Regions from separate parts of the Mus musculus genome. Here regions 2 and 3 are each linked to region 1. The links are chromatin loops, found by intact Hi-C in ENCODE. Cell type or tissue: heart. All regions are shown on one strand.

Region 1 (8,000 bases):
ATAGTCACATGTGCCTGGCAGCTCCTATACTCCACAGCATAAATGTTACGACGAGTTCAAGCCAAAATGTTTCTGTAATTTAACTGTACATCCTGTTAGCTGCCCTTCCAGGAGGGTTTGGAAGCCATTAAGCTGGGTGCATTGGTGATGGGGGGACCCCTCCCCCACTCTCAGAGGTTCAGGGCAGCAGCCACATTCTCCCCTGATAACATCTCAGAAGTGGCAGAGAGCTTACTGAAGCTCATTCCAACACAATTAAACACACACACACTTCCCATTGGGGCTTAAGACCTTCTAGAGGCCAAGCTACTTAGTCGAATTAGGCTCAACTTTTTTTCTGTAATTATTTCCTTCCCTTTGGCTTTTTTGATGGGGGCGGGGGCAGGGAGGTGAGATCAGAATTAGAACTTAAAGGAAACGTATCCCAGAAAACTCATCAGCGACGCTTAACCAAACCAAAACCAATCCCATTTTGAAAAGTGTTACGAAAATCTTCACCATGGTCCAACCAACCGCTCCTCAGCTGCTCTGTCAATATGACTTCAAACACATTACACCCTAGACAGTTTTTATGAGCGCTGTACATGTAAGCAGAGCTGTTCCACCCTGGGTTCCAACTTGGCAAGCTCCTCTAACCAAACCAAATAAATACATGCTAGGTGAAGAAGGCCTTCAACAGCCCAAGTAGGCTCCCGCCATAGCTCCTGGGCTGCAGTCCCCTTAATTGCTTTGCTTTGCTTTTGTTTTTTGTTTTTTTTAAACTCCAAAACTGGAGAGGTTACACCGCCCCGTCAGCACCTCACTGTCACCAGGGGATGGTACGAATGGAATGGCACGAATCCAAGACTCCAAAGCCACAGTGACCAAATGGGTCCTTTTTACCCAACAGCCTTTTATACAAATTGACTAGTAACCACACACACCCAAGAAAAACACAATCCTGGCTCTGCTTGGAAATCCTGTGTGTTTGCCATTGGGGACATAGGGTCCCATATAAGTAGTCACTGGGGTTCCCCAAGGAGGAAACAGTCTAATGGCTCACAAAGAGTAGTCCCAGCCAGAAGACCCACGTAGGAATGGCCAGCCCAGGGAATCTCGAGTGGGGTATAGCAAAGCAAATCCAGTGGTCACAACTGGGTAGCAAGGAGATCACTGTTTCCTCTCCAGGTCTCCAAACAACCGGCAGATAGATGCCGGGAGATCTATGTCACCTTAGGGGACACTCCATGAACCTTCCAGTAGCATACCATTTAGTAGTAGCGTGCTTCATAATGACACCTTCCCTTCCTGGCCATCCCCACAACACACTCTAAAGAAGAGTTGAAATACCTCCAAGAAGGATTCACCTCCCTGACCAGTCAAAGAAGCCACTTCTAACTCCTGAGTATCCATCCCATTCTCTTTAGAAGATGCTTTAAAAAAGAAAAAAGAAAAAAGCCTGCATAAAGTGTAGCTTCTGCCAGGCTTGTAAGTTCCCCAGGCTATCTGTTTAAAGAGGCAACTAGTGAGAGACTCTCTGCAAGTCACACAAACACCAATTACAGCTACGTTCTGGGTAAACAATGGGAAGAATGTTTAACAACAAGAATAGAAAAGTCACTGGGTGCTGCTTCCAGCCTTTGCAGGGGATTGCCATCAAAACTGCTCCCAAAAATGCACGTTTTTTAAACCAGTGGTTTAGGTTTGGGTTTGGGTTTGCATGCAAAAATACCAAGCAGAAAGCTTATTGGCTTTCTCGCTATACCAGGTTAACTAAGCAAGAGCAGCCACAGGGAGAGCCCAGCTCAGAGGGAGGGTGCCAACCTAGCATGCTGGAGGCCTCAGGTTATGACTCTCCAGAAGAAAAACCACCTTCTGGGTTGTCTTGTTTTGTTTTAAATGGAACCTGGCTGGTCGGATCCCTTCCCTGATAATGTATGTCCCAAAGGAGTCCGTGAGGCTCGGATTTTCAGGGTGGCGCTCTTCATCACTGGATGCCAGGGCTCGACTTGAAATTGTTATGAAACACTGAAAGGTTTCGAATGTGTAGCTCTTCCCTGCTTGGTACTCAACCATAATAAGAAAAACATGTTTTACTGCACACACAAAATCTTTTCTGTTTCCACAAAGTCTTTTACACAAGATGATCTCATTTCTTTTCTTCTAAGAAGACTGTCATTGGGTATTGTGACCACCACTCAGGGATATGGGCCAGAGGCAATCTGGGCCCTGCAGAAATGAGAGGCAGGAGAAGGCAAAAGCCCCATCACTCCTGTCCTGCCTACCCCTGAGAACAGAGTCCCAAAGCAGGTATTCCTGTCCTTAGGGAATGGAGTCTTTCTATTAAAATATGGAATAAGAACATATATCCTTTTAAAATAATTTTTTCATGTTTTTACATCCCAAATCCTTTCAAGTATAGAACTCTCCAATTGCTGGGATTCACTCCTTAACAACAAAAAAGATCTCAAACACCCACGTGCCCTGTATAATTTCGTGTGTGTGTGTGTGTGTGTGTGTGTGTGTGTGTGTGTGTGTGTGTGTACACGAACAAGCATGCCTGTTATCTATCGACTAGACTAGCAAACAATCCAGAAACAAGAGAAACAAAGTCTTTCTAGAGATTACAGTTCCATTTCACTAGCAAAGATAAATTACCCCCACAGATGGGGGGGGGGGGGGCTGGTGGCTTTCTTCATCAGACGCGATTATCCTTCCTACCCAAGTGAAGGCAGTCCTCAAACTGATACATTCAAAATGCAAGTAGGCCTTTCTACTCTGGTTACAAAATTGACTTTAAGCAACCAAGGCTCCTGCCCCCTTACCATAGCGGATCCTGTGCCCCCACCCCAGCTACACCTCAAGACACCCCAAACCACAAGATTTGTAAGGGCCTGTGGCAAAGGCCAAAATCCCTATGGAGGCGACCAGTTTATAGCCCCTTAGTTTCAAAAGAATTTCTTGATGGTGGAGAAGGGGGAATTCTTGCGGGGCGGGCAGTTTGGTAATGACATTAATTTAAGATACAGGGCACTCTCATTCTGCAATCAGCGGTTCCTGCTTTCGGGGATAGGTGTATCAATGCAAATCAAGAGATCAGAAACGGTAAATACCATCAGCATCGGTTTAAACCCAAACGCCCTCCTGGAAGGTTGCTCAGCATTTCCTTCCTTCTTTGGACCCGACACAAGAAAGCGCCCCCGCACAGCAGGACTTGGAAAGATCCCCAAGTCCTGCTGCCTGACTCTGCCCCTTAACTCTCACCTGCTTGCGGGAACACTGGGGGGCTGGGGAACACTGAAGTCACTGTCCCAGTAGGGCGCGTCTCACGCAGCTCAGAAACTTAGGGCAAACCTCAAGAGTCCCTGACCCTCCTGGGCCCGGAGGCCGTGCCTACCTTCAGCCGAGCCAACAGGCCGCGGGGATTCGGGCCACAGACCTGACGGCCAGTAGGTGCTCTAGGGTTTGCACTGGGAGGATCATCGCCTCTTCCTCCTCCGGCCACCACAGTCATTTCTACCCAGGTATCCTCCAAAAACACGTCTGTGCTCCTTGACAGGGTCTCCTGAGCCCTGATCAAGCCCACACAGAATCCTCCAGAGGTGGAAGAAACGCTCGAGAAAACACTACGAGGACAGGGGGAAGGGCACTTCCCCTTCAGCCTCGCAAATCAAATCCCGGGGCCAAGCCCCCAGCTAAGCAGGACCCACCAAACACCACTTTGGCCACCAATTTCAACAAAAGGGAAGCCAAGACCTTCGATCGTGCGTTCCCCACTGCCCCGGGGAAAAAAAAGACTAACTCAGGACCGCATCTGCCCCGGAGGCAGACAAGGTTCAAGGGATGCATGTGGACTGGAACGGCGGTGACCTGGGAAGAAACGATGGAGTCCAGGTCTTGGGTCACACAGAGCACGTCTACCGGTGCACATCTCGACTGTGATGTACTTAAGAAAAGCTCCCGGCCGCTGCCCACCCCGGCCTCTGGAAACACTTAGTGGTCCCTAGAGCGCAGCTCATTGGAACCAGCCCCAGGCGACTGAGGGCACGGGCCCAAGCTGGCGCCGAGCGCGCGAAGCATGGCCTTGCCTGGCGCCCCTCGATCGAGAGCACCGGCGCCCGCGCGGCGGCCGAGAGAGTGGTGGAAGAGCGGGCAATGCTCGGAGGGCGCACGCAGGGTCCTTACCTGCCGTCCAGGGTGTCCAGAGCAGGAGCGCCGCAGCCGTCCAGACGGCCCGGGCGCACAGAGGCACACGGCTCGGCCGCACCCAGCCCCGAGCCATGCTGCGGGCCGTGGGTGCCCGGTCGCCTACCGCGCGCTCGGCCTTTGGGCTTCGGGCCGGGGCGCCTCAACCCCTCCCCGCCACGCGTCCGCTTCTTCCTTCCTCGCGCTTCGCAGGCTGGTCCCCTTCGAGGGCCACTCTGGTGTCCCTTTTTCCCTGCCCCGATGCACCGATTCACTGCAGAGACTCTGGGGCTCGGGCACGGGCGTCCCGCCGGCCGCCGGGAAGAGCACAGGGGGGGCGGAACGCGGGCGGGCGCGCAGGAGGCAGGGTCCCCAGCTCGCCCGCCCCGATGGGCAGAGAGGCCGGCGCCGGCGCCCTCTGCCGGAGTGACTCAAGGGCAGCGACCCGAGTGAGCGGGAAGGAGCCGGGTCCGCCCCTGCGTCCAGGGAGCCGCCTGCAGCACCCGCCCTCCCGCCAGCGCCTCCGGGACTTCTAGGCACAAAGGTGGAGCCTCCGGTTCATCTGCTCTTGCAGCAGTGTTGCCACCCACCATCAGAAGCCTGGAAACTTGGGGACCTGGACCACACAAATCATTAACTAGGCGTCCCTTGATGAAGCCCCACGAGGGGAATTCAGTTGTCAGTTCTTCGAAATCCTGGGCCCAAAGTGAGAGATGAGGTATGGTCTTCGAACACAGATTTTCCAGAATATAGCCGGCTGCGTCCCCATGGGCGTCCTGCCAAGCCCCTTGGGAGGATCAGGACCCTCCGGGAATCTAGCAAAAAGTCAGCACACGCCCCATTAATGAGGGTAGTAGGATGGGAGCCAACCAAGGCTATGACAACAGCCAGCACACATCAGGGAAGTGAAGGGTCCTGGGGCAGAGCTTGAGCGAGGGGTCCTGGAGTATCCCAAGAACACACTGGAGACCAGGGCGTCGACAATGTATGTGTTAACGTGTATTTTCCTAATGAATGTTATGTGCCTTTGCACGGTAGTATCTTTCCTTTGTTCACCAACAGCCTAAACTTCTTCTGGGAAATATCACTTCAAATATTTGAAAGGAGGAGGCTGGGAGTTTAATTCAAGGTCTTCTACATATTAGGCAAACAGTTTGATCTACATCCCCAGCCTTTGTTGTTGCTGCTTTGAGATGTGCTCATTTTTATTTTACATGCATGTGTGAGTACCTGCGTGCATGGCTGTGACCTAGATGTGTGCAGTGACAGAGGAGGTCAGAAGAGGGCTTTACATCCCCTTAAGCTAAGGTTGCAGATGATTGTGAGCTTCGTTGGGAGTGCTGGGGACTGAACCAGGGTCCTCTGCAAGAGCAGTCGGTGCTCTTAACTGCTGAGCCAGCTGTCTCTCCAGCCCCGGCAGCATCACTCCTCTTTGACAGGGTGTTGCCAAGGACCAAGGTTGGTCTTATTTGGTTCAGTTGTTTTCATTGTTGTTGATGTTGTTTTTAAACAGAGGTACATGAATCCTAGACTAACTTCAAAGTTGTTATGTAGCCAAAGATAACCTCGAGTGTACCCTGCCTTTGCCTCCTGAGCGCTTGGATTGCAGGCATGTGCAGATGGTGCTGGAGACTGAGCCCAGAACCTCTCGAATGTTAGGCAAGCACTCACCCACGAAGGCATAGCTCCAGCCCCACATTTGGTTTTAATTGGGTTGCCTGTAGTCTTGGTTTTTTTATGACTTTAAGAGTTATTTGTAGCTAGTCACGGTGGCATGTGTCTTTGATGAACTTGGGAGGCAGAGGCAGGCAGAGCTCTGTGAGTCTGAGACCAGCCTGGGCTGCAGAATCAGCTCCAGGATATCCAGACCTACATAATGAGACAGACTCCAAAAAAAAAAGACAAAAATTTAAAAAGGGGGGGAGGGGAGAAAAAAAGAGAGAAAAAAAGAATTCTTAGTAACTTTTTAATACCAGGTAAAGATGGCACTGTTTTTGTCATTGTCAATCCACAACCCCACAGGGCTTCAGGTAGAGTAGCAGGACTCCCACCACAGACACATGCCCCAGTAGTCATGTTATCTGTTGCTATAGTTTGGAAACCTTCCCCTGTGCTGCAGGAGTGCACCCATATGAAGCCCAGACAGGTTACTGCCAAAGACCAAATTCACAAATAATTCCACCCAAGCCACTTATTGAGGGTTTCATTGCCATGAAACCAAGACCAGGGCAACTTTTATAAAGGAAACATTTAGTTCACGCTGACTTACAGGTTCAAGGGTTTCATCCATTATCGTAAACACCACAGCCTGCAGGCGGGCATGGTGCTGGAGCTGAGGATTCTACATCCGGATCCACAGGCAGCAGCAGGAGACTGTGTGCCACACCGGGCGAAGCTTGAGCATAGGAGACCTTAAAGCCTGCTCCCACAGTGACACGCTTCCCTCCACAAGGCCACACCTCCTACTAATACCACTCACTGTGGGCCATGCAATCAAACACATGAGTTTGTGGGGGCCATTCCTATTCAAACCACCACACCTAGCGTACTGAACCAATGTTATTTACAGAGTTGGGGTGTGTGTGAGGATGGGTGTGTGTGTGTGTGATACAATGGCAGCTGTATCTCTGAAAGTTCAACCAAAAGTGGAACTCTGGAATTCTTTATACTCTGCAGGCAGTTCCTCCGAAGAGCCTCCTCCTCCTTCACCACCACCAACGAACGATTAACTGTCTCACCTTTTGGAGGAGCCTAGTCATGATTGTAGATTTCAGGAGCTTCCTGAGGCTCATGAGGCTTAGGAGTCTCTCTCTTCCCTCCAGGAGAGAAATTTGGAGTAAAGAACTACAGAACCCCGCGGAAGGTAGGCTGCACCCACACCTGTCCATCTGCCTTACAAGCTGTCTGTCTCAGGTATTTTGCCACAGTGATGGAAAGCTAGCCCACCTGTGTTCTGCAGCCCTCTTGATTTAGGTCCATTTTCCCTCTGGAGCTGAAGAAACTTAAGGATATACTTACTGGTGTAGCTCCAGTCATAGTGGAGACAATACAGCAGTGTGCATACATGTTTCTGGAAAAAGAAAGGGGCAGCAAGGTGGCTCAGCAGCTGAAGGTGCTTGCCACCAAGCTTGACAAACTGAGTCTGATCGTTGGGACACACATAGTAGAAGGAGAGACCCAGGCCCCACACATGTCCTCTGACATGTGCCTTGAATATGCACACCTCCACATATACACACACACATGATAACCGAACACGTGTAAAAGGGGGACAGGGGCAAGAGGCCAGTTTAGAACAAACATAATAAATTCGTTCATTTACCACTCCAATGCCTTTCTAATTTGAAATGTTTTATAAGGCACAACCAGTGGCTTTTCTATTTCCAACCTACAGGGCCACATGAACCTCTCCTGAAGTCACAGTCCACTCAGAACACGTGCTTTCATAAAGTACCTCTAGCTATTTACCTCTATGTACAAGTACTTAAGTTCTTTGGCCTTATGTCTCCACAAATTCAGATCCAGGAATGATGAACCAAAGACCCAGTTTTTTTGTTTGTTTTTTTGTTTGCTTTTATTATTTATATGTAAGTACACTGTAGCTGTCTTCAGACACACCAGTAGAGGGTGTCAGATGTCATTACAGATGGTTGTGAGCCATCATGTGGTTGCTGGGATTTGAACTCAGGACCTTTGGAAGAACAGTAAGTGCTCTTAACCACTGAGCCATCTCTCCAGCCCAAGACCCAGTTTTTACACCAGTAGTTACAGCTGCTAGTTCACAAAGCCTAAGTGTCATAGTTTGAAGGGCTGGAGAGATGGCTCTATGGTTGAGA
Region 2 (8,000 bases), 72 kb before region 1:
GGTTTCGCCATCAACCCTAGGAGAGGAGAAAAACAAACAAGCAGAACAGCAGACCTTTTCAGAAGAGGTATGATGTACAGAACCTACCCTTTCCCCGAGTACAAAAACCGTGAACCCATTTAAAATGCCAAGGAGAATTCTGTGCAGTAGATGGAGTTACAAGTCGTGAACACGGGTGCAAGAAGACTGGAGAACATGGGAAGGAAGCTGGAGAGGAATGAGGTCCACAATGGGTACGGCAGCATGCACACAGGCGTGGTGGTGTATAGATGGGCGCAGTGGCCTATACATGGGTGTGGTGGCACAATCGCAGTGCTGAGGACGCGAGGTAGATGGAGCCTGCTCATTAGCCAGCACAGCCTACTTGGTTTGTGACAGACGAGTACATAGAGTCCCAAAAAAACAGGTAGGCGATGTCTGATGAATGACACCTCTGGCCTTTAGATGCATGCATACACACACACACACACACACACACACACACACATGCAGATGATTCTTTGTTCTGTGTGAGGGCTTTGCTATGGCAGCTGTAGAACACTAATATACAATGCCCTCTACCCTAAACAGACATCCACACCAGCACTTGGTGAGTGCCCCAGTCATCAACAGAACCTGATGCTGGGACTGTAGCTCAGCTGGTAGAGCGCTTACATGGCACGCTCACCGCCCTGTGTTCCATCCTCAGCACTACAAAGGTGGAGTCTGGAGATTCAGACTTCAAAGTCATCATCGGGCTTTACCTGAGTTTCAGGCTAGCAGGGGCTACACATGACCTTCTATGCAATGGGAACAGCTTTATTACTCGCAACAAGGAAGAGAGAACTCTAGCTATCTTCCTTCACGTGTTAATCTAGCTGTTCCAGCCGGCAGCCTCCATCACCTGCTTCCTTATGTGACCCCTGAGGTAGCAAGAGGCAAGCTAACTCCTACCTGGAAACAGCCCCACTCCCAGGGGACCCAGTGCACACTTTATACGGTATGGCAAGGAAGAAGCAGACTACAACCCTTGAGCCCACTGTTGGGGTTCCCTGGAGCCCCTCCCCCTCCTCTCCTAGTATCCAGCCCACCCTGCTGGCCCCAGAAATTTCTAAATCCCTGCCTGTCCTGGAGAGTGTGGCAGGAGACCAGGGACTCCAGGCTGAAACATCAAGATCCACACTGGAAAGAAGTCAGCTGGTGCGCGCGAACATACACTGGGAGCCCTTCCCTACCTGGGCTCCATAGACACAACCCAACATGCTCGGGAAAAGCCCTAGAGGCGTGGCTCTGAAGACCTGGGCTGCTGTGAAAGGTCCCACACTGAACTTACACATCGCATGTGCCATGCTTTGGGGGACTCTTTCCTCAGCTCACTGGGCCCCTGCTAGTCTTGGGAGAACTCCCCCTTCTTACATTTATTTTTATTATTTTAAATTATGTGCATGTGTCTGTCAGTGAGTATGTGCATGTGTCCATTTGTGGGATGTGGATGTGACTGTCTGTGGGTATGTGACTGTGTGTGTGTCTGTTCATGTGTCTGTGGGTATGTGCATGTCCCTGTGGATATTGCATGTGTCTGTCTTTGGTATGTGCATGTGTCTGACTGTGGGTATATGCTTGTGTCTATGGGTATGTGTATGTGTCTGTGGGTATATGCATGTGCCTGAGGGTATGTGCATGTGCCTGTGGGTTTGTGCATGTGTCTGTCTGTGGGATGTGCATGGGTCTGTCTGTGGGATGTACATGTGTCTGTCTGTGGGATGTGCATGTGTCTGTCTGTGGGATGTGCATGTGTCTGTCTGTGGGATGTGCATGTGTCAGTGGGTCTGTTTGTGAATGTCAGATCCCCCTGGAGCAGGAGTGACAGGTGATCCTGAGCTGCCTGATGTGGGTGCTAGGAGCTGAATTCAGGTCCTCTGGAAGATCAAGATTTGTTTCTAACCACTAAGCCATGTATCTTTATTAATGAACTGTCTCTATTTATATTTCTAACCACCCACCCATGATCATGGTGAAATCCTTTGCCCTGGGACAGGCAGGCAAGCCTGGGACCAGGTGCCCTCTCAACATAAGCCCTTGGTCAAGCATTAAATGTGTTTTTTCTTCTTTCTCCTTTCCTATCTTTCTTCTTTTGGGGAGTGGGGATACTGACCTAAAGTCTCAGTATGTTTTCCATGACACGCAGGGTTGTCTGTCTCTCAGCCTCAGTGCCTAAATGAAAACACCATGACTTTCTCCCTCTCCTCCCCACGCAGTTACCAAAAACCCTGTTGCTTTTCTCTCATACAGAGCTGAGAGTGTCCCCTGATCTCCCTCCAGGGTCCATTCTTAAATTATCTTCTTACTGAGATGAAGAACCTCATCTTCCTGAGTAAGAAAACCATGTCAGAAGCAACAACAGGGCCACTTCGCTTCGGCAAAGAGATCACTCCACCGCCAACCCTAACTAACCAAGGCTTTCTGACAACCGGGGGCAGCCACAAGACCTTCTCACAGCGTTGCCTTGATGAGGCTGGGTGACCTGTGCACAGGATACAGGAGCCAAACCAATTCCAAACACACTTCTAGAAAACATTCCAGCAGGTTCTGAGCAGGTTTACTGGCCTCACTAGGAAAGTCTTCGGAAAAGGAGACCTACGGTTATTCACGGACCCCCCCCCCCCCCCCCAGGAGAAGAGGGTGACATTGGCCAGCTCCCAGAAGGATGCAGACCAAGAGATGACATGCCTGGGCAATGCCACTGTTTCCTGCCACCTTCTGGGCAGGCATCAAGGAAAAAGACTTGCTCTTTGGAGAGTTTAGATTGCCTCCTCTCTGCGCCCAGCTGAGTAGTCTCCTGGGGCGGGGCCTGGGCGGGGCCTGGGCGGGGCCGGGAGCAACAGGGCGGCCCTTGTTTCCCTGCAGGTTCAACAATCTGGTTTTCATTGAACAGTCCTCACGGCCCTCCCACCACATTTTTCTTTAATTATGATAAAAGAGGGTAACTTAATCAAGCATAAATCCTGTCGAAATGAACAGGAGAAAATAAGGGGGCTAACGTGATAGAGAGGGGGAGGGTGGAAACTTCGCCCACCGATCCTCCTCCGGATTTCGCAGGGAGCCTGCGTGAGGCTGCCCCTCCAGCCAGGCAGATAAAGCTGCTGGCTAGTTCCCACCCAGAATCCAGTCCTGATCCTGCTGAGGGAAGAAGAAACAAAGGCCAGGCGCAACCTGCTCACTTGATTGTGGCACCTGAGAACAAAGACCACAGTTCATCAGGCAGGACCCAGGGATAGGACCTAAGTTACAATGGGAGCTCCTTGTCTCACACTAACCAGGACAGAGGCGCTGACCCTTGGTGACTTACCTGGGCAAATGCAGAAGACTACAGGCATACGTGCACAGTGCACACATGCATTCACAGAAAGGGCCTAGGTTGGAGTTCCAGACTGAAGACGCCATCCAGGCTAACATTAAGGGTCCACTGATACTTATGGAGTGTGTACGGCTTCCATACACAGAAGCAGTCCTAATTGAAAACAAGGGAGACAAAACTCACACTCATTTCATAGCTGGGATGTGTGCTCACACAAAGAACACTTGGCTCTTAGGGTTTCCATATGCTACCCAGAATCCTAATCACAGATGTGGTCCAATCACCCGGCTTCCAGATGAAGGGTGGCACAGCAGGGTTCCCTCAAGCAGGGCACAGGATCAGGAATCAGAACACAGTGCTGCTCCCTGCCACAGTCACCACTCTGTCCCCAGCAACATGCACATCTCAGCAGCACATGCAATACCAGGTATCTCACAGGACTCCAGGTCGGTAAGCAGGCCAGTCCTCCCTTCCAGGGAGTGGCCTCTAGAAGGGAGCCAAGCAGCCCGGATCCGGAGGAGTATAAAGTCTGGGTGTTCATCTGTGAGGACCCAGAAGGTCCCTGCAGAGAGGGCAACACCACTGCAAAGGTTCTGGGCGGAGTCTCAGCCCTGCTAAGGAGTGTTTACAATTTTTTTCTCTTGCACAGACTTGGAAGACTGAAGTATTTTCTGGAGTCTCTGATTCTAGTGTGCAAATCTTGAGAAAGTTTTCCATGGGACAGGAATGGATAAGTGTTGGAGCCACATAAAGGTGCTCGCCTCAACCTGGAGTGATCGTAATTAGGAAATTCTGCAGAGGCGATCTTTGGTGTAATGTATGGAAGTTTCACCTGTCAATAAAAAGGCCTACAGCCAATGACATAAAGCAGGATTAGAAGGTGGGACATCTGGTAGAGAGAGGATTTCTAGGATAGAGGGAAGTACGAGACATTCTCACAGGAATGAGATGGCAAGCTGGGCATATGAACCTGAGCACCAGGTACCCAGCCACGTGGCAGGACTTAGAATAGAACACATGGGATAATTAAGTTATGAACTAGTCGGGGAACAAGTCCTAGCTTTTGGCCTCGGCATGTAATCATAATAATCAGTCTCCGAGTCGTTATTTAGTGAACTAGGGTGTGTGTGGAAAGGCCATGGTTTCAAAATTCATATAAGGTCTCCCCTCAGCATATCCTGTGGGGCGTGAGAACACAAGTAAGTCAGTCCACAAGGCCAGGGCACTGCTCCAGCAGGGTCCGAGAGATCATACTGGAAATAGCTGCAGCCTCAAGTGGGGCTATTAGAGAGAGAGACTCCAATTGGGGTGGTCTGAATAAGGCACTAGAAGAAAAAAACAAAAACAAACAAACAAACAAAACAACAAAACCAGGACAGTTCCAAAGGGCTTCTAGGTTGACAGAAAAAGAGATACCTATCAGCTTAAAGAGGCCTTCGCTCCCTGAGAGCTCACTCTTTCTCACATGAGGGGGACACTTCCGGGTCCTAAGGACACACAGACGTGTCATGGCGTCTTCTACAGCACTTCCTGACTCCCTGTATGTGAAAGGAACTTGCAACCAGGGCTGCCTTCTGTGCTACAGACAAATGAAGACACTCAGAAATCAAGAGGCAAGTGACAGAATGTTTAAACAGAGGGCTGGAGAGACAGCTTGGTCAGTAGGCCTTGTCCCCAGAACCCTCAAACAAACAAACAAACAAAACAAAACAAAACAAAACCACAGTGTGAGCTGTGGTGGCTGTGTTTGTAATTGTAGCACTGGGAAGGTGGAAAGGGAGATTCCTGGACTCAATACAGGCTCTGCATAGGAAGTGCCAGGCCAGAGAGACATCCTGCCTCTCAAACAAACAAACAAACAAACAAACAAGTTGTCCTCTGGCTACACAAGTGCATGTGCACTCAACATACAAGTGTTCTCTCCCCCACTCTCTCTTACACTTTCACACACACACACACACACACAGAGAGAGAGAGAGAGAGAGACAGAGACAGAGACAGAGACAGACAAGAGACAGACAAGAGACAGACAGAGACAGAGAGAAATAGACTACATTTGCATTTCCCCTAAATTCATGGTGACCAAAGTGTAGCTTGGGAATGGATCAGGCTGACTCTCCAAACCATGTGGGTGTGGCCCCAGTTGAGATTAACTACAAGCCTAAGTGGAGAGTTTGCTGCTGTCTGTACTACGACACAGAAAAGGTGGGCCCGACCTTACCAACTCTGACTATCAGCCCTCAGCCTCCAGAAGATCGAGGTGTGAATTTCTCTTGTTTAAGACAACTTGATCAAATCCAGTCAAAGGCTCTAACTAGTCATATCCTCCCCCTGTAATGTGCCAATGGCCAACAGGCACTCACAAGTATGTTCAGTGATGGTGGCCATCCATGAAGCACAATTTCAAACTACTAGGACATACCACTTCCCAACTAAGATGGGGGAGTCTTGATGGTCTGTCAACTTGACATAATGTCGAACCAGCTGGGGAGGGAGACTCAGGGAGGGGGCTGTGCAGATTAGGTTGCTTAAGGGCATATCTCGGGAGGGGGCAATTGTCTTATTTATGTTAAGGTGGGAAGACCCAGCCTAAAAGTGAGATTTACCATTCCCCGGGTTTGGGTCTTGGGCTGTGTTAATAGAGAAGGTGAGCTAAGCACTAGCTAGCAAGCGTGCATTAGTCCATGGTTGACTGTTCTTCACTGAACGTAATGCGATTCTTTGGTTCCTGCAGGGTCCAGCTGCCCTGACTTCTCCCACTGTGAAGGACTTCACTTAAAAAAACAAAAAACAAAAAACAAACAAACAAACAAAAAACCCTTTTCTCATAAGTTGCTTCTGTCACAGCAACAAGAAACAAAAGTAAAACAGATGTTCTACTGAAAATGACAGAGTGAGAAGAGATTAGCTGAGGGTGGCCCTCCGGCCCCCATGTGCACACGCACAGATGTGCACATGCACACTCGGGAAGAGGAAGGGAAAAGGGAGGAAGGAAGAAGGAAGTGAAAAAGTCGGGAAAGGGAGAAGAAAGATGGGGGAGTAAGAGAAGTTAGCTAAGAGGATGGCGGGCACTTAGAAATAGCCCAACGGTCTTCCCACATAAAAACTCGGACACCAGTATTCAGGCACATTGTTGTAAGAGCCACAATGCAGAAACCATTCAAACATTCGTACAATGGCAGGTACACAGAACACGACGTACCAAAGTAATGAGCTATGATTATATTACAGAGGTCTGAGTACAGACAGGAGCTCCAACATGGATAAACCTCAAACCATCAGCCTAGGAGCCAATCACAGAAGACCACATCCATGAAATATAAAGAGCATGCAAGTACAATGGGACAGAGGGGACCCCTGCAGGTGGCTAGGGATGGCTGGTGGGAGTAGGGAACAGTAGGTGACAGCTAAGGGCACGGAGATCTTTGTAAGGGTGTGGGAAGAGCCTAAAGATTGACTGCACAACTCTAAATATCTGAAATAAAACTAGGCTGTGATTTTAGCCAGTAGCAGAGCCCTTGCCTTGAGTAAGTGAGGTTCTGGGCTGAAGTCTATAACCAAAGACAAAGTTAAAAAAAGTCAGATGTCTTAGGGATGGCTAGAAACAGGTGCAGTGAAATAAAATCTGCAACCCTAGCATGGATAAGCAGGAGGCAGGAGGATTACGAGTTCCAGGCTAGCCTGGGATAGACAGGAAGACCCTCAAAAATGGGAGGGGCTCACAAAACCCCACCTATCCTTAAGAATCCATGGGCCGCATACAATTGCTAGAGGAGGAATAGACATTTTCTTCAGTGGTGTAACCACAGGTGTCCCTGTTCCTCTGGGAAACCCCTCACCCATGCTTCTATAAGCAATGCTGATAAAATGAATCATATCCCGTACCCTATCCTCCATACACACACATAGACACCACACACACACCATACCACACACACACACACACACACACACACACACACACAGAGGGAGGGTGAACATTAAAGTAGAAAGAGGAATATCTAGCAAGAGAAGAAGGATCAATGGGAATGAAATTGGAACAAGAGAGTATATTGGAAATTGAATAATCATCAAAAATATGAAATACCCATATGTGTAACGTAATGAAACCCATTATAGTATATACTTAATATACGATAATAAAGGCATTAATTGTTCTACAGAGACCAATTTAGAGTTTCAGGAAGTGGGAGGGAAGAGGAAGCTACAAAAACTGAGAAAAAGAAAAGGCAGGAAAGCAGGGGAGAGAGAGAGAAACAAAGTGGCCAATGAGGAGAGGGTGGAGCTTAGCCGCTGTGAGCACCCAACACCTGCAGACCACAACACAGACACAGACACAGACACACACACACACATACACACACCGGCTTCTCAGCCTGAGCCTCAGCTGAGGTGAGCTGTGGGGTTGCCTAGGCTGGGGGCAACATAGGAGGACACAGGCAGCGCACAGGCACACAGTATACAAGAAATCTTCACCTAGCAGTGGCTGGGAAGTAGGAAACAAGAAGAGTGTGGAGATGCAATATCCCTCTAGGACATGCCTGCGGTGACATCACTTTCTACTGCTAGACTCCGCCTCTTAAAGGACCCCACCACGTCGCAACAGCAGGACAGGCTAGGAACCTTCAATGGGTGGGCTTTTGGAGACATTGCTGACTCAAAC
Region 3 (8,000 bases), 72 kb after region 1:
TCTCTTTAGTCTATTGAAAGAATTATTCTGTGGGACAGTCTCAATTTCAGACTTCTTTAGCCCTTTCTTGACAGAGTAAATATGGCACACTGGCTGACAGCACACTGAGCTTATGCATATTCAATGACTGTGCATATTCATTAAGTGTCTATTGCACAGGATGACTCCTAAACACAGATGACAGAACTCTAAGTGAATAATGCAAATATTGGAAAAACTGAAATGAACACCAAACCAAAGGCGGCGGTGAGTATCTCACCAGTTCCTCTTGTCATGAATGAGTTGCATGAGCAAGGTCCGCTTGAAGAAAGGGATGCCTGAGATGTGACAACTGGGTTTCCAAGACAGTCACACATCATGGCGTCCTGCTACAGAGTCTCCAACCAGCTTGACTTCCCATCCACACTGCCCAGAAAAGTAAGGCACACTCCTCCCAATGATGCTTTAAACACACTCCAGCGATGCCAGGGAGACATTATCCAATCACCACCACTAGGGATCCTCAGGGCACCCAGGCATTCCCTCTTCAGGGTGGCTGTCCCCAACAGCAGCTGCCTGCAGTTTCAGGAGGCTAAGGTTTGATGGCATAAATAAGTATATTATAAATTTAATCCACGCACTCCATTACAGCCTTAGTGTGTTCTGCAGCTCATATGTAGAACCCAAAGTTCTGCATCTCCTGAAGGGGAGGCTGCTGCTCTCCTCTCGGCCTCCGTAGAATGCTGCCCCGTCTGCATAACGTGACAAGGCTCTCCAAGCTGAGATACATTTAATAAGCAGGAACACCCTTACCTAACATCCAAATGCGATCCGCAGGCAAGTTTTCAATGACAAATTACCATTTCATCTATAATTTAGCTGCTTAGGAAGTACAAAGAGCTGCACAGTTTCCTTCAAAAGGATCCTACCTTTTGATCTTCAATCTCTTGTTCTTTTAGCAGTCGCTCCAGGTCAGCCACATCATTATGCTTAAATAACTTAATGTCACTTCTTGATGCCTGTAATCCTTTCTGGATAGCAAAGCAGGCCGCACTGTCCCTGCAAGGAAGAGAGGCACCAAATTGGGGTTAAAGGGCCTTGTCAACATTCTCAGAAGAATGCCTGCTTGTGTAGCAGACCAGCCTCCAGCTGTTACCTGGAACACAGCAAACAGAAAGCGTTTGACCACTGTTTGCTCTTCATGCTGCACATCCTATCCACAGGACTTACTTCACTTAATCTCTTCCAAGAAACATGGCTAGCTGCATCCTGACCACTCTCAACTCATGACCCATGCTGTGCATGGCATCTGAGCTTACTCATGTGCTCCTCTTGCTAAGAACTTTGGAAAGCAATAGTAATCTCACCCTTAGTGGCAGCTCTGTTTACCTGATGGCACTTCATCGTGCTCCATAAAGAAACACTGGCAGGGGCTGGTGAGATGGCTCAGTGGTTAAGAACACTGACTGCTCTTCCAGAGGTCCCGAGTTCAATTCCTAGCACCCACATGGTGGCTCACAACCTCTGTAATGGGATCCGATGCCCTCTTCTGGTATGCCTGAAGACAGCTACAGTGTACCCATGTACATTAAATAAAAAATAAATATATAAATAAATGTCTTTTTTAAAAAACAATATTTTAAAAAGAAATGTTGGCAGTCTAGCTGCGGGCGGAACTTCCGGACAACAAGCACTGAGCATAGGCAAGCAGCACAGGGATCCGTGTAACCTAGCTCACAGGGAACCTGGTCTAACCTCACTCGCCCACCCCCCGCTGAGGGGAGGGAAGAACTTGGCCTTTGGCCTTTGAGGAATATGAGGACGGCAGCCTGCACCTTCCCTGGGAACAAGCTTCCACCCCACATGGTAACAACGAGGCAATGGGTGTTGTCAGTGGTAACACCAAGGAAATCAGACCTGTCACCGTCACCCAGTGGCAATGGAGAATCTCTGACCTTGGGTGCCAAGCTGAAGCAGGTACAAGATGGTGGCCGGCTCCCTCCCTCCCATGTCCCCAGTGTCAGTGGAAGCCAACCCAGACAGACGGCACCCCAATACTGTCATCTGCAAAATTCATGCTCCAGAAACATGACTGAGTTAGGAGGGGAATCTCAGTGTTGTTGTTCATGGGGCCGCACTTACAGCTCCCTCAGGGTATGTGACCTACAGGCAGCAGTTAGATAGAGACCCACATAACACAGAGGGGAGCCACGTAACAGGAAATGCCTAGGTTCCAGCTGAGGATCAGCTCCATCAAGTGTCCCTCATGCCACTAAGCTGACAGGGCCCAAGAAGACCTATGAGTGAACTCAAAGCAGCCAGGATAAAAAATGCTTCAATGAGCATGACCAACAAACCTGAAACAAGCCAGTTAAAACAGACAGCCAGAGCAAACAGAAGTTACAGAGGAAATCCTGCAGAGATGGAACTCTGAAAAAGAAATAGCCAAGGAGCAGAGGGAAGGGATCAGTAACCAGGAAGACATAATTGAAACGAGTCACTGCCAGGGAGAAACAGCTGAGGGGAAGAAGAGAACAGAGCTCCAGGGAGCTATGACAAGGGAGCTGGCATCCATGTCACTAGTCACAGAAGGGAACCGCAGAATGACACAAAGAACCTGGCTACAACCCTAATACAAAAACAACTTAAACCCACAGGTTAAAGACAGTGGGCAAACCCCAAACAGGTGAGGTCAAAAGAATTACAGGGCTACAGTGCATCCTCCGCAGGTTCTCGAGGCTTCAAATGCATGCACAGCTCAACTTGCTTTCAGTCATTTAGCACCTGTCTAGGTGGCCAAGGGATCACCTTCACCCATTACTGTGGTCCAAGACTCTATTCAGGGAGGTACAATAAGAAAAGCAGAGACCTGACTTCAGAGTGTAACACTGAGAAGGCACACATTCCACTGACTCTCTGCCTCAGGTCTGAGGATAACACCTGGGTAACAGAGGATGTCTTGGTGTAAGAAACTTCCGTAAGAGACAGGATCACCCATGCCAGTTGCACCGGTCATGGGTCACAAAGTCCATTTCTGCCTTAGTCAGTCCAGACTACTCTGGTAGGTGTGCTCTGGCGTGTCACCAGTGATGTGTGGGTTTAGGGCCTGTGACATCACATAGTTTGTCAGTGTTGCCAGTATAAGTATGGCCCAGGAAGCAGAGTAAATCTATGCACAATGATTATGCCATGTTGAACAGAATTCTGTATGCCGGTGACACCCAGAACAAGCTTCCTGGGCCTATGGCAGGGGCTTGTGAAAACTTACCAACCTTTCTAGGTACTTCAGATTCATCCCTACACAACCACCATCTATGAACTTGACAGGAACTTGGGCTTGGATTGCCCTCTAGTGTTCGAAGAGTGGCAATACAACAGATCACTTCTAGTACACCTCCTCTTGGGCATGCTAGTTAAGCCACTGTGAAAAGACAAGCCACAATCCTTGACTGCCCAGAACTTTCACACCATCAAGAGCTTTCAATCACTAAGACCTCGGGTTGGGCGAGCTGGCTCAGCTGTGACAAGCACTGCTGCTCTACAGAGGACCTGGGTTCAATTCCCAACAGCACACGATGCCTAGAGGACCATACTTAATCCCAGCTCTAGGAGATCTGACATCCTCTCCTGACCTTTGTGGGCACTACACTCACATGGTAGGCACTGAACACACATGGTGTGAATACATGCAGACAACACACCCACATGTTAAATAGAAATCTTAAAAAGTAAAACCTCAAAATAAGGTAGCAGAGGCTGCCTCCACAGTAATCAGTGATGAAGAGAACTCACGCAACTCACAACAGCGTTCTCAGGAAACCCAAGCTCAGAGGAAGCACGGATAAACTTCTCAGTGTTCTAACAGAAACTGACAGGAAGAAACACGGACTGTGAAGTGCTAAAAGAGCACACTGAGCAGGAAAAGAAAGTGTGGCGAGAGGCGTCAGCACCACAGAGCTCAGTCCCTGAGCTCAGGACAGGCCATTCGCAAATGGTGAAGATGGCTCACAGGAGCTTTGGGGCAGCATTAAAAAGCAAGTATCTAGGCCAATGGGGGTAGAAAAGGATACGAGAATGCCAACAGGGTAGAAAACTTCCCGAAAGGCCGGCTGCACACACAAAGGGACAGGAAGACTGAAGGTCATCATCAGTCAGATTTAACAAAGGTGAAGGTGAGGAGACGGATTTCCAGCAAACCAATGGCAGGAAGAGCCTATCTCCACCCAGAACGCCTGAAAGAGTTCTCAAGGAAATAGTTCCGCATATGCACAGAGAGGCCAATCCTGTAAACAATGAGTATAAACCAAAAAATGGGAACAAGCCCCTGAAATGATAATATTTTAGTAGGTTAAGATAGTCAGCAAGAAAAGATATAAACTATATCCCCAGAAGTGTACTTAGGGATCAGAGATGGTGCAGCAGTTAGAGTGCTTGTTTACAAGCGTGAGGACTGGAGCTTGGCTTCTCAGAACCTGTGTAAATGCCCCCTGTGAGGAGAAGAGCTCCCCAGAGCAAATCAGCTAGCCAGACTAGCCCTCAGGGAGCTCAGGTTGTCCTGAGTATGGGAGAACACTGCTAGATGACTCCAAACACCAACCCTGGGCTTCCACATACACACGCACACATGGAAATGGGAGGGGGATGCGAGAGAGCATCTCCTTACTAGCTTATCTTCATTTCCTTCCTGTCCTTATGTTTATGATGTGTAAGTTACAGTCATTGAAAACAGCTTGCTATAGTGAAAAGACAGTTTTGTAAACCTCAATGCAAGATGCTAACAACTGTTGATGCCAGCTGCATGGCCAGCAGCTTTCCCCTTGCAGTAAACAGCACCCCATGCACTCAGGAGACACGCCTGAGTCTGCAGACTTGCCGTAGCAGTCAGGGGTATCCCTACCTGGTGGCCCTTATATTCCTTTAAAAAATATTTATTTTTATTTTATCTGTATGAGTGATTGTCTGATCATACGTACATACATGACGTGTGCCTATATCCAAGGAACCAGGAGAGGGTATCAGAGATCCTGGAACTGGAGTTGCAGACAGTTGTCTGCTGTATATGGATGCCGAGAACCATGCTGGATTCTCTGCAACAGCAGCCAGCGCTTAAGCACGGAGCCACTGCCCCTGCCTCAGCTCCCATCCTTAATGAGCACTGAGGCAAGCTCAATAGAGACCTGGGGACCAGGAAGGATGGGTGATGAGGAGCATGTGACATTTCCAGGCACAGTAAGCAATGTGAGGCTGTGACCATGACTCAGCGCATGGCAGGGCCACAGAGCTGACGGGAAGGAGACGGCATGCCTCATTTGGACATCAGCAAAAGCAATCACGGTGCCAGGAGCGTGAGCCCTGCACTGTCCAGCATCTCATGGGGAAGGGTCTTGACCAGGAAAACAAGCAAAACAAAACCAAGAACCCGGGAAGATTCCTTCTTCCTTTCAGCTTATAAGTTCCATCGAGGACCTGCGGACCCTGGCTGCCAGCGCTGTGCAGTTTCTGGCGGAATGTGGTCAGGAGTGCAGGTGAGAGCGCTTACACAAAGATGATGTCCCCTCTCTTAGAGTACGCAGGAATGGCACTGGCTATGGTGGAGAAGCCATACGAGTAAATGATGGCTTCTTCGGTCTTCATAAACTTTGCCAGGCGCTCTTCTAAATCCAGATGGACATCTATTTTAAGACAAAAGTGAAAACAGTTAAACTGTCTTGTAATTCTTTTTCATTTACTAACAAATGATAAAAAGTACATAGTCATTTAATTACTGCCCCTTTCACCTTACAGACAAAATGGAATTTTAAAAATACATAATTACTTGCACGTGTGCGCGTGCGTCATAGTCCATGTGTGGTGGCCAGAGGACAACTTGTAAGAGTTCACTGTCTCCATTAGTATTTTAGCTCTGGAGAATCAAACACTTGTTTGGCAGCAAGTAAGCTTACCTACAGAGCCCAAAATGGAATAAAAAAACAAAAACAACTCCCCCCACCACCTTAGAAGATTAAGATAGCTTTGGTCTCAAAGTTCTTGTGAGACCATGAACTGAAAGCAGCTCCCTACCTCCCTAAGCCAGGTATTACCAACTGCCCCCACTGGGACGGAGCAGCTAGGCATTAAACAACTGCCCCCACTGGGAACGGAGCAGTGGCAGACCATGGAGCAGGACAGCTTTACCTCCTCAGCTCTGCCTCCAGGATCCCACACACATCGGCCTTACTTACCTAACCCACTTCATCTTCCCTTGACCTACTCTGCACAGAGACATGCTAGAACTCTTCTCCAATAGCTCAGGTTAGCACTCAGGTGCAGCAAGTGTACACTGGGGAAAGTCAAATTCACAGCACCAACAGAAACCAGGTCCTCGTGTAGACACAGCTTAAGAATGCTGGTATTAGTCCACAGAACCACAGAGGGTAGGTATAAAGTAAGGGACTAAGGGGCATAGGAAAGGGAAATAGAATAGATAGTTATGGATGGATGGGAACAGGAGGAGCAAGTAAGGAGGAGAGGAGAAGAGCGTGAGGGAGGGAACACAGGGACAAATAGCTAAATAAGGGCCATTTGAGGGGTAGTATGACAACTGTATGCAGTAGAAGCTTTCTAAGATGTATACGTATATGAAGGCAATCCAAATGAAATCTCTAAACAACGGGGGAAGGAACAGAGCTCCAGCTGGCCATCTCTTGTAACCAAATGAAGCTGCCAGTACCAGGACTGGGTTACATTTAATGGAGTTGTTGGCCAAAAGGATCCCATGGGAACCCCAAACAACCCAGGCTGTTGCTAATACTATAGGCTATTCTCCACAAACTGATGCCATGACTGATGCTAACACACAACTCATTGAACATGAAGTCTAGCTGGTGTCTACATAGAGCCTTCATTCCTATGTTCTAGCATCTTTGGCACAGGAACAAATGTACTCTTGCATGGTCCCAAAAGAAAATGTAACCACCACGCCAGTCACAACCCTCTAATCTGCAATGCTGTCCTGCATGTAAGATGGTAGCACAAAGTTGGTGGGAACAACCAGCTAATACTTGATTTGACTTAAGGCTCCTTCCATACACAACACTGCTTGAAGGGCCAAGCACCATACTTATTGATCAATCTCTTACCCAGTCATCATCAAAAAAGCTTCCTCCTATAGCAGATGGGAACAGATAGAGACCCATGTGTTAGCTGTTCTTGCCGTCAACGTGATTACATCTGGAATGAACTAGAATCCAGAAATGGAGTGCACATCTGTGAGGGATTATTTTAGCTTGGTTTGAGATGGGAGACTTCTATTCTGGATATCTGAGGCAGGAACACACACACCTTTGATCTGGATCTTGATGTGGGAAGATGCACCTTCAATCTGGGCCACACCTACTAGAAGCCTATCGAAGTCCATGGAAGAAGGAAGGTGCTGTTCATAGTCTGCTTGCCCCAGTCTTGCTAGCACATATATTTCATTCCCTCACTGGCATTGGAAACTATTTCTTTGGGATTCCAGCAGATACTGAAATGAAGACTAGCCAAGAAATCCAGTCTTATGGATTGAGCAATTACTGGATTTTGGATTTTCATCTCACAGCCAGCCATTCTTGGATTAGCTGGATTGTAGCTTGTAAGTCATCCCAGTAAATCTTCACGATACGTGTGCTTTCTCCGCCCCCCCCCCCGCCCCCCGCCCCCGCCCCACTCTATAAATTCTGTTACTCTAGAGAACCCTCATTAATACAACCCACAAGCAGACAGCACAGAGAGGTCGAGTCTCTGATTCTTGTGCCGTCTCTTGGGCACTTTTCCTACTGTTTGTCTTGCCCAACTCCAATGTGTTAGTTTTTGTTTCATCTTATTTTATTAGTATCCCTCAGAAACCTGTTTGTTATCTAATGACAGACAGAAAGGAAGTTGATCTGGATGGGAGTGGAAACCATAATCAGGATATATTATATGAGAAAAAAATCTATTTTTAATAAAAGTGGGAAAAAGGGGTGCTGTTATAACAGATAAATTTTAATCATGAGCTGACA

The links. A loop is a pair of places that touch in the nucleus more often than their neighbours do. Peaks named below come from ENCODE experiments on the same cell type or tissue, not always from the same donor. Only the 100,000 strongest peaks of a DNase experiment are listed, where the experiment ranks them.
Region 2: a loop joins it to region 1, with 2.1 times the contacts of the local background. A loop is called at or near these places in 2 of 42 quality-filtered maps.
Region 3: a loop joins it to region 1, with 2.3 times the contacts of the local background. A loop is called at or near these places in 2 of 42 quality-filtered maps.

The regions. Positions count from the first base shown.
Region 1 is chr13:53,281,617-53,289,616 of GRCm38, forward strand. Ror2 (receptor tyrosine kinase-like orphan receptor 2) reads right to left here and starts at 4,508. Exons shown (of 9, transcript NM_013846.4): 1 at 4,165-4,508. The coding sequence starts at 4,261. Gm33574 (a long non-coding RNA gene) reads left to right here and starts at 4,565. Exons shown (of 3, transcript XR_382385.4): 1 at 4,565-4,882; 2 at 6,841-7,027. In heart, a CTCF peak has its summit at 4,594 (motif pointing left); DNase peaks (open chromatin) are centred at 3,965 and 4,695; H3K4me3 peaks cover 4,174 bases; H3K27ac peaks cover 4,685 bases.
Region 2 is chr13:53,209,231-53,217,230 of GRCm38, forward strand. The region is part of intron 1 of Ror2 (receptor tyrosine kinase-like orphan receptor 2); the gene reads right to left. Among named protein-coding and RNA genes, the nearest start is that of Gm52058, 44 kb to the left of the region's middle. In heart, no CTCF peak of the experiment used is centred here; no DNase peak of the experiment used is centred here; H3K4me3 peaks cover 985 bases; H3K27ac peaks cover 2,581 bases.
Region 3 is chr13:53,353,243-53,361,242 of GRCm38, forward strand. Sptlc1 (serine palmitoyltransferase, long chain base subunit 1) reads right to left here. Exons shown (of 15, transcript NM_009269.2): 6 at 5,519-5,651; 7 at 909-1,038. Among named protein-coding and RNA genes, the nearest start is that of Sptlc1, 20 kb to the right of the region's middle. In heart, a CTCF peak has its summit at 3,327 (motif pointing left); no DNase peak of the experiment used is centred here.